Regions from separate parts of the Homo sapiens genome. Here region 1 is linked to region 2. Evidence: chromatin loops called from intact Hi-C (ENCODE). Cell type or tissue: GM12878. All regions are shown on one strand. Links, peaks and the distances in the headings refer to the core of each region. The heading gives the core; the rest is flanking DNA. Region 1 overlaps ANKS1B (ankyrin repeat and sterile alpha motif domain containing 1B). Region 2 overlaps ANKS1B (ankyrin repeat and sterile alpha motif domain containing 1B).

The links. Hi-C counts contacts between places; a loop is a spot of excess contacts. Peaks named below come from ENCODE experiments on the same cell type or tissue, not always from the same donor. Only the 100,000 strongest peaks of a DNase experiment are listed, where the experiment ranks them.
Region 1: it touches region 2 in a loop (2.2-fold over the local background); 2 of 110 quality-filtered maps call a loop at or near these places.

Annotation. Positions count from the first base shown.
Region 1 is chr12:99,450,688-99,456,072 of GRCh38, forward strand. The region is part of intron 10 of ANKS1B (ankyrin repeat and sterile alpha motif domain containing 1B); the gene reads right to left. Among named protein-coding and RNA genes, the nearest start is that of GARIN6, 190 kb to the right of the region's middle. RefSeq lists enhancers at 4,484-4,985, 4,986-5,385. In GM12878, for the core only: no CTCF peak of the experiment used is centred there; DNase peaks (open chromatin) are centred at 2,834 and 3,749.
Region 2 is chr12:99,387,873-99,393,239 of GRCh38, forward strand. All of the region lies in intron 12 of ANKS1B (ankyrin repeat and sterile alpha motif domain containing 1B), which reads right to left. Among named protein-coding and RNA genes, the nearest start is that of GARIN6, 260 kb to the right of the region's middle. In GM12878, for the core only: a CTCF peak has its summit at 2,928 (motif pointing right); no DNase peak of the experiment used is centred there.

The DNA of each region.
Region 1 (5,385 bases), core at 200-5,199, 63 kb after region 2:
TCCAGACTAGGTTATATTTTTGCATAAAGTCATATTTCTCTCTATATAGCTCTTAGCTTAATGCAATCCTTTTAAAGTAATAAATGAAGTAAAGTAGATAAAGCAAAACCTGTGTCAATGGAAACCAACACAAATGTATTTAATAATATGAAGAAAGCTGGTCTGGCTTTTATAATAATTCCATGATCCTTTCAAAGAAAATCCAAATGAGAAGCATATTCTAGAAGATATATGAGTCTTAAGAAGCTGGTTTATTCCCAAAATATCCTTGATAATATAATTTACAAAAAATACCAATTATCCAGTGGACTTGGTAAAATAGCAGCCTATGACCAAGACAGTTTTACATGCTCAACCTACATTTCACATATGCAGTTACAAAATATTGCTGATAAAAAGGAAATGAGGCACATAAAACTGCTTAGGGAAAACTGCAAAATATACTTGCAATTTCAGATTGAAATAAGAGGACTATCTTCTTGTCAGATTCCCTTACTACATATTAATTATTCATTATGAATGTCAGTTTAGTCTATAATAACAACATTAGAAAAAATACTTATAGTTTATTTTATCTTTTAGAAGAAAAATATTCTATGACTATAAAATAATTCATGTGCAACATTACAGTCTAGTATTTTAACATCAATACCCAGCATGTAACAAACAGTTTAAGTATACCAGGGACCATGATAGATGCTTTTCAGCTGAAGAATAGGACTGAGATTACTTCTGGCTGGGAATTCAAGAAAGCTGTCATGGAAGAGGCAGGAGTTATGAAGGCCTCTGACAGACTAGTAAAATTCAGGCATGAAGAAATGGCTGGGAAGGGCGTTCCATGAGTTGGAAGCAGGTTGAGCAAAATGTAGAGAGATGGGAAAGAGGCACATTTGTGGAATAAAGAAGAGTTCAGTTTGAATAAAATATAATATTCATGGAGGAAATGCTAAGAAATGGAGGAGTCATACACAAAGACTTTGGGCTTTGAAATCAGAAAACCCTAAGCTGAAATTCTGGTATATTTAACTTCAGTTTCATCTTCTGTAAAACAGTGCCTTTCACATAGTGTTACAAAGACAAATGAGGCATGTACAGATACGTGTGTGTGTGTGTGTATGTGTATGTCTGTGTGTGAATACATTGCCTGACACATAGTAAGTGCTCAATAAAATTATCTATTACTATTATTATCAGATATATGAATATAATCATAATAGCAAATAAAACTAGATAGGTGGCTTGATGCCTTATTATGGAAAATCCTAAGTGCATCACTTGCATCACTAAGTAATCATCAAATATAAGTATTTAATAAATCCTAATCTAACAATTCATGAAGCACAATTTTTACGTTTTGGTATTAAGTCAAGAGTTGACAAATTTTTTCTGTAAAGGGCCAGATGGTAAATATTGTAAGCTCTGTAAGGCTACATGATCTTTGTTGTAACTACTCTACTCTCTTTGGGTAGCGAGAAGGCAGCCACAGGAAATATATAAGCAAATGGGTGTGTCCGTATTCCAAGAAAATTTTACTTACAAAAACAAGCAGTAGACAAGATTAAGTTTGTTGGTGATAACTTGTAGATCCCTGTCTTAAGTACTTCCTATGGAAATGTTTTCCCTTTTATGGACAGACCTAGAAGAATGTTATATTATACATTTTCATTTCCATATTCATATTATAGATGAACATTCTCACTGTGTAATTAAAAACTAAGGTTTTCAATATAAAGCTAGAAATTTGTCATTTGTACAAAAAATGGCATTATATCTAACACCAGGGCAGTCCTTTGTACACAGCAACTGTTCAATATATGCTCATTAAATAGATAAATAAATAAGACCAATGAAATCTTTACATTTTAAAGTAACTTTGTTGTAGTGATTGTACATGACTACCACTTCTGGGAGAAACAGTACAGAAATCATAAGTAAAAAAGCCCAAGTATCCTGTTTCAGTATTTTCAGTGAGAAAGTACTCACTATGTACCACTTGAGGAAGATAATATTTAACAGTAATTTAAGAGAATTAGTTAATAATCCAAATAATTAACACATTTTACTTTCTCTAGTGAAGGTTTGTTAAAAAGTAACAATTCTCTTAAATATACCGGGTTTGAACTTCCATTACTATCACCAACAATAGTGTTAAATATTCAAGTCTTAATTAGCCAGCAACTTTACCAGATGAAATGTGTGGTAGACAGCCTCTAGGATGGTCCCAATTGAGCCCCACCTCATGGTATTCACACTTTTGTGAAATTTTGTCCCCTAGGGTGTGAGTTGAACTCGTTGAATTGCTTCTAACAAAGAAGAGATGAGGCCGGGCACAGTGGCTCACGCCTGTAATCCTAGCACTTTGGGAGGCCAAGGTGGGCGGATCACAAGGTCAGGAGATCGAGACCATCCTGGCTAACATGGTGAAACCCCGTCTCTACTAAAAATACAAAAAATTAGCCAGGCGTGGTGGTGGGTGCCTGTAGTCCCAGCTACTCCGGAGGCTGAGCCAGGAGAATGGTGTGAACCCGGGAAGCAGAGCTTGGAGTGAGCCGAGATTGCACCACTGCACTCCAGCCTGGGTGACAGAGCGAGAGTCCGTCTCAAATAAAAAGAATAAAAAAGAAAAAAAAAGAAGAGATGAGTTGTACTTCTGGGAATAGGTTATAAAAAAAGACTGTGGCTTCCGTCTTGTGTGTGTCCTCCTTCTCAGATCTCTTGCACTGAGGAAAGCAAGTAACCACATTGTGAACAACCTTATGCAAAGGCCTACGTGGCATGGTAAGGAGCTGAGGCCCTCATTTCAACAGCCCACCAGAAACTGAACCTTGTTAACAGCCACGAGTTAGCTTGGAAGCAAATCCTTCAGCCCCAGTCAAGCCTTGAAAAGACTGCAGTTCTAGCCAACAGCTTGCTTACAGCCTCCCGGGAAATCTTGAGTCAGAGGCATCCCGCTAAGTCCCTCCTAGTTTCCTGACCCTGTGAGATAATTAATGTTTGTTATTTTCGGCCACAAATAGCAATAGATAACTAATATAGTAAATGTTTGGTTAACGTTTATAACATGGCCAACATGTTTGTGCTACAATGGTGCTTAGACTTTCAGCCTTGTTTTGAAGGAGCTGACTACTTAATGGAAAACATAGAAGGGCAAATATAATTACAAAATTGTGTTACTTATGCTACAAATTCAGCAATATGGGAACACAGAAGAATGAGCCACTAACCAAATGAGGGGGCCAGAGCAGAAAGTTAGGTTATAGGCAGAAAGAGAAAGTGAAGAAAAAAAATGTAATAGCCTTGAGGAATGAGTGCCATCAAGAACTCAAAGAGGGAGAAGCATTCCAGGCAAAGAAAACAGAATATGCAACAGGGCAGAAGCATGAACGAGCATTATGCCTTTGGGAAGCTATAAATAGTTCAGCTTGGCTGAAGCACAGGATATGTGTGGAAAAGTGAATGGAGATGATGTTGGCAAGATAAAGTATTCAGATGAAAGATGGAAAGGTGTATAAAAAGAAAACAAAATTGCCTTTGTAAAAGATTAAATTTTTCTATTTAGGAAAAAAAGTCAGCCACATTGCATTTCTAAAATTACTTTCCTTGAGGCTATGATCAAATGCTACTTTCATCTATAAAAAGAACAGACCACAAGGCTATAGTCACTTTAAAATTCTCTGCATGCAAGAGGCCACATCTGTGTGCTAAAGAGTAGAATGATTGACTAGCAGCTTCAAGCCAATAAGAACTTTGGTCTTATCTACACCAGAGAAGTTCTAGCAAAGAGTCAAAAACTCGAAGAGTTAGAGGACATCTAAAAGTCCAAGATCTCAATTCAAACATAAAAAGCAGTGCAATGAACAGATGGTTGGGAGAGTGTGCTCTCTCCCACCTTTCCTTTACTTTTGTTTCCTCCTCTTTCTCAACCCATGGCAGGGAGATGGTCTTTTAGCATAATAATTCACCAGAGGTATGCTGTAATTGGTGAGCAATATTAGTAGGAGAAATGTTTCCTTGTCTTATAAATTCTCTACTCTGAAGAATCTCAAGGATTTATGAGAAATGCAGGAGTCTTGTAGAATTTTACCTTCCTCCTCCCAGGATGATGCCAAGAATGACAATTCCCTGGCCTTGGCTAGCAAGACTGAACTAGAATCCTGGAGAACTGCACAGTTAAGAAAATGAAAGAGAAAGGGAGGCCATAGAAGATGGGTTCCCTCCCAATGCTTACTTTTATGGACTAAATGTTAAGCAATGAAGAAAGTAAAAAAGAAAGAAAATATTTTGCATCACATCAGTAATCCGTGGATTCTCTGTTTTACTAATGCACTTGTGCTTCAATTCTTATTTTGGCTCTTCAGGCTCTCCTGGTTTTGAGTCCCATTTTAGGTTGTATGCTTTCCCTTTTGTCTTAACAACCTATTCTTTTCTCCGGTTGTACTCTTAGTGGTCCCTGTATTCATCTTCTATATCTTTCTATTCATTCCAAAATTATGTAAACACCCAACCTGACCAAGACACACCCTAGCACTAGCCCACCAGGCCAGAACCCCTACTAAGTAGCCACTGACTCTCTATGAAAGGAAGTTAGAAAATGAACCTGCTGAGAGTAAAGGGGGAAAAAGGTGGATAGGAGGCAGGACTAACTTGCAGCTGCCACTCAGATGGACAGAGCAGCATGTGGAGACCCACATCATGAACTTTTGCTCCAAGAACTACCATAGGAACATACCAGGAAAGCAGAGAAAACCACAGACCCTTTGAAGGAGTAGATTGCCACTGCAGGCTCTGTGAGTCAGCTTGCTTTCTCAGCAGGGAGGTTTGTAGCCTGGGGCAAGTTCTTAGTCCTGCTCATAGGCTGCCTGGAAATAAACGGTGCTGTTGGCAGGGCACAGTGGGAATGAGACTGGCCTTTTGGGCTGTGGGCTGTGTGGGAGTTGGGTGAGGTCTGTGGCTGCTGGCTTTCCACCACTTTCCTGGTGACCTGTGCGACTCAGCAGAGGCAGCCATAATCCCCCTGGGATATAACTCCATTGGCCTGGGAACTGCAACCCCACCCCCAACAGTAGCCACAGCAAACCCCACCCAAGGAGAGTCTGAGCTCAGACACACCTAACCCTGTCCCCACTTGATGGTTATTGTCTGCTGGCCCTGGTAGCTGAAGACTAAGGACATAATCTCTTGGGAACTCTATGGCCCCACCCACGGCCTGATCCTTCCTATACTACTGCAGCTGATGTGCTATTGAAAGCACCACCTCCTGGCTTGAGGACAACCAAAACAAAACCAGCGCACTTAACAAAAATACAACCAAGGACCCTCAGAGAGTCCACTTCACTCTCCTGATACCTCCACCAGAGCAGGTGCTGGTATGGTATCCACAGCTGA
Region 2 (5,367 bases), core at 1-5,000:
TTACCAAGTAGATTAGATGCCAAGGCATTCCAAGATGATGAAAAAGTACTTAAAACAAGGAGCCATGAACTCTAAGAACAACATACTTAGAAGTCCATGATATATTTGGATAGAGGTGAACAGGAAGTTATATCCAAATTATCAAGGACTGTGTTGAGCATGCTAAGACATTTGGATATTCTTATATAAAAGTTATTAAGCAGGGACAAAGCATAAGATGTTCTTAAACAGCGGAATGGCATGATCAGATATCCTTTTTAAAAAAATAAAAATAAAAAAAGAACTCTGTTAGCTTTAAGAGACTGTCAAGTCCTGGAGGTGGGAAGCCTAAATGAGAGACATCAATAGTTTATTTAGGTCTGGATGATCCCTAATATAGTCTCCCACCCTCTGTCTTATGTCTTAAGATTTCATTATCAGAGCTTTAGCTTTATAATTTAGTACCTATTAAAGTAAAAATTGGTATTTTGGGAATGATAGGATAGAAAATTGCATAAGTGGTTAAGTTGAGCTTGGGGATGTGGGGCAAAGGTGACAGTTTTAAAATCCTTCCCTCTTTATTGTGTAATCTCAAAAAGATCAAGGGACTGGTATTGATGGGAGAGGCACCTTGAGGCCAGAGCAGATGGAGAGAGGGACAGACACTCTCTTTCCAAAATCAGAGGAGCATGGGATATGTTTGTTTTCTGCCTCTCCATAATATGGCACAACGAACTTAGTGGCTTACAAGAGCATGCATTTATTATCTCACAGTTTACAAGAGTCAGGAGTCTGGGTGGCTTAACTGGGCCCTCTGCTCAGGGTCTCATTTAGATATTGGCCAGGGCTCCAGCTCTCATCTGAGGGCCAGGGTCCTTTTCTAAGCTCACAGACTGTTGGCCCAATTTGCTTCCTTGCAGCTGCAGAGCTCATGTGGTTTATTCTCCAAAGCTAGCAACAAAGAGAGAGAAATTCAGCTGCATCAAGTTGCTAACTTCTATGCCCGAAATTTAAGGAATCAGCTTATTATCAGTTCATCTCTCTTTTGATTAACTTAAAACCAGTGATTGGAGACCTTAATTACATCTGCACAATCCATTCACCTTTGCCCTAAAACATCTGGGAGTTATATCCTATCACCTTTGCCATTGGCTAGTAGCAAGTTATGGGCCTCACACACACTCAAAAGAAGGACCTCACACAAAGGCCTGGAGACAGGGAGCAGGATCACAGCCTTCTTAGAATCCTGCCAATGACAGATTTGAAGAGTTGAGGTCACTAGAGTCTAGGAGAGGCAAGGAACAATCAGTCTATCCAGTAGGTAGAAGTAACTGGGGAGAATGTCTGGAACAAGTTCTGTTACAGGCTGGCTCACTGTGGCATGACACCTAAAAGTGAAGCCTGCGTTTGAAGGGCCTGGCCCCAGGTAAACACATGAGGCACCCACCCAACATAGACAAGTGCAGAGAGCAAGAGGGGAAGATGTTCTCCCCAAAGAAGACTGTACAGATAGAAGATCTGAATAGAGAAAAAGGACTTGTAGTTTGAAAACTGTTTTCAACTAGGGGGAAGGAGGGGATTTTCTCCATAGCACCAACCTGGGAATACCAAAAGACTCTTTTCCTCCTTTTGTTTTAATTTTTCAATTACCGTAAGCTTTTCTCTCACAGCTTTATTTTTAACTTTAATGATCACACATATATCACACAAATATAACTAATACGCAGGGAGATTTTTCAAGAGATATAAACATCCTGGTTGAGAAAGTCAGGAGAGAAAAACTACTAAGTAAACTAAAAATGACAAGATAATTAGAGAGAAGATATATACAGCAATAAATTTGAATTTCAAAGAAAATTTCAGGTAACAAATCTGTTATATTTTCACGTGCATTAATAGAAGTTAAAGCAAGAGAAAATTGAGTTAATAAAAAATTGATTTAAAAAAAAACAGATTTTCAACACAAAATCTCTCTGAAACTACTGCGCCCTTGCCTCTGCTGTAATTTTGGAAGGATTAGCGCTTGTAGGACTCTGGCTGTCCCCAGCAGTGACACACCTTCCCACCCCAGGATACATAAAACTGGGGCACAGAGCAGATGGAATTTTCAGCTCTGCTCATCAGCAGGTTGACCTGCTTGTTCCAAGCAATTTTGTGAATTTAAGACTCTGGTGCCTGGCTGGACTCATAGCACCCGGGTGCTCTGCAATTTGTACAGAATTCTAAAATTTCAGGCTCTGCTTGTTGCCTAGATCTTTAGTAATAACAGCAATAAAAAAGTAATAATACCCACATGTATTAAGCATTTATGAAGCTACATTAATTAAGCATATGTTGTGTTTATGTAGTTTGCAGTTAATGGCACTGGCTTAATGTAATAGGGATAGTATTTTTTAAAGAAGAACTTGATATATTTCCATCTTCAAATTGTGTTTCACTGGAAACTGCTCCTCTTCCAGGGCTGGACAGGGTACCTAATGCCCTCACGGAAGAAAAGGTGGGTTAGCAAGTCAATAGACTTAAAAATCAGAGTCCTGCTTTAGACCAATCAGAATGACGTATGAAGATCTATTGTATAGACAAATGAGAAGCCCATCCCAGAAGAGAAAGGACATACCAGCTTCTGGAGAATTTCAAAACGGAAAAGGCTGAATGAGATGGGGAGGATAGGGAAATAGTTCTACATTTGTGTCTGGAACTTTCCTTTCTGGGCACTGGCCTCGAGAGAATGTAGCATAATAAATAGGTATTGGGCAAACATAAGAAAAGAGAGCTCTGGGTTCCCAATCCCATCTAGATTCTGGGCAGGGCCACATCCCATTAAACTTGATAGTTCCCTGTGGTAAGGACTAGCAAGATTTTGGGGATAAATCTTTCTGAGTCCCACTGATATTCCTAAATTACGAATGAGACCCAGAGGTACCTGGAGCCTCCAGAAGGGGGCCTCAGCAGGCAGCTGGTCTGAAAGCCAACTGGACTGCCCTGGGGCCAGCTTGGCAAGGGGAGAGGTGACCGCTGCAGAGGCTAGGAAAGACAGATGGCCGACCTGGCAGAGACTCAGAGGGACCACTTTGCCAGTGCGAGGCGAGCTGAGGTGACCAGCCAGAAAGAGCTCCAGGCTCTGGCCAGAATGGTCTTGACCTAAATATGCCACCTGCAGGCCACAGGTATACTGGAAGGGATGCCCACTCCCTATTATCCCTTTTCCTGTGTGTCTCTCCGGCCCCATGTACCAGCCATTCATTCGTTAGGAGTTTGAACAAAAAGCTAATTCAAACTTTCTCCATCCTCCTCAAATATCTCATCTTTGCCCTCTTTTGTTACTCTCCAAAGACAGCCTTGCTCTTGGTTCACAGAGAAAATAAGAGCCACCGGACAGTAAAATGCAAATCAGATCATCTCTCTTCGTTTAAAACACCTATCAATGACTTCTCATTGCTCTTAGGATAAATACCAAAATCCTGAAGGTAGCTACAAGGGTTTGATTGGGCTTTTACTCGCTTTGCAGCTTCAACTGCTGTCATTTCTCTCCTTTCTCTCTGACCTGCAGTTTCATGTTAATTTCTACCACAGGGATTTTTTTAAATATGCTATTCCTTCTTTAAAGAATAATCTTCCTTCCCCACCTTGGCCTACTTAATTCTTCTTTGTCTTTCAGAGCCCCACTCATTGTTGGCATGAGATCAGTCACCCCCTTGAGATACTCTCACAGCACTTTCTCATGGCACACCCTGAGTAAACATATTTATTTAATATTGCTTAGGTAAGCCAATAGTATTATATCAACTAATTTCATTTGGAGTAGCAAGTCCCATGCACTAGCTAACTAACATCACCCCATTATCTAACTATATATTTTCATAATTTTAAGTGCTGAAAAGCAATCAACTTTTCTTCATCAAGCATCTCGTAACCTGTACCTTGCCTTCTACCTGATGTGCAATTTGTCACAAAGGCACTGGGTGAAAGTCATCATGTGACACCACAGGAAAACAGGAAAAAGTACAGGAGACACATTTCATGATTTATCAAGAAGTGACAAGAATATAATTTACCATTACATCTATATGCAGCATTTGATATAAAAATACTTGCCTCTAGGGTACCTAAAATCCTGGTCTATTGAAAGTACTGAACTTACCAACCAATAACTCAGCTAATATATTTAATGTATATATTTTTAGGAAAACAGGTCCCAAAGATGTAATCTCGCATCATCCTCTCTAACCCTTTACTTTCTCCATATCAGCTTGCCCCGAATCTTAGCTTGGAGTTGAGAGGTCATCTCAGCAGCCTGTTCCTGGCCTTCCTGTCGGCTGGAGGCCAAAGCCTCCCTCAGCTGCCTGTGTCCAGTGGCTGCTGTAATAATGATGTCTCAGCTTCAGGAGGTCTATTTCCAGGCCATGTGAGCTAATTAAAACACAGGCCTTCATTTGCCTTTCTGGCAATCCCTGATCAGTGTGAGAGGCCTATGCCACCCTCTCCATTCTAATTTTAGTTCTCCTCTAGTGTTTTCTCTCCTTTGCAGAAAAGCGTCCTATGCTGCTAAGCACTTACAGGCTTTTGTTTTTGTTATTTCTCCCACTTGGAAAGAAGCACTTTTCCACTTTACTCCTTTTGGGTTTTCTCCTCCCATCAGTTTTCTCCTGCAGGAGGTGATGGTTTGAAACTACTAGCAAAACTGAAGATAATTAGTTACCCAAGGTAGTTGACTTGCTTAGCAGGTGCCCTTGAGAAAGTGCTAATGCACAAAATTCTTCATGTGGAAACAACTTTTTGGACACAGCTTTCTATAAAGATAGAGAACACCTGTTATCACTGGCGATGCTCAGCTTCTTTTCCCCCAGCAATTCACAACACAACTATCCAGAGTTCAGAACTCATAAATTCACTCACAATAGGCTGAGATGCTATTTTTCGGTCTTTTAAAACGGATACTCTTTACTTCTGATAAGCATAAAATTATCACATGGCTTCCTCCCACCCTACCCTCCCTCACTGAAAAAAAATCATTATCTCAACTATCTACTCTACATATCTACTTGAATATCCAACAGATTTTCAAATTAAAATGTTCAAAACTGAGATTTCCCCATCTCCACTAATATCAGCTCCATCTTTCCAAAGGTCAAAACACCAAATATCTTTGAATTACAACTTTGGTCCCTTTTATTTTCTTATATCCTACCTCCAATTCATCCAAATATATATGTAGATAGATTGATAGATCAATCGATAGACAGATGATAGATAGATAGATAGATAGATAGATAGATAGACAGATAGATCTACCTTTAACATAGATCCAGAATTCTACCACTCCTCACCACCTCTATTTAAAAAAAACTGTTACCCGAGGAAAGAAGAACACACTGGCAACCATTAAGG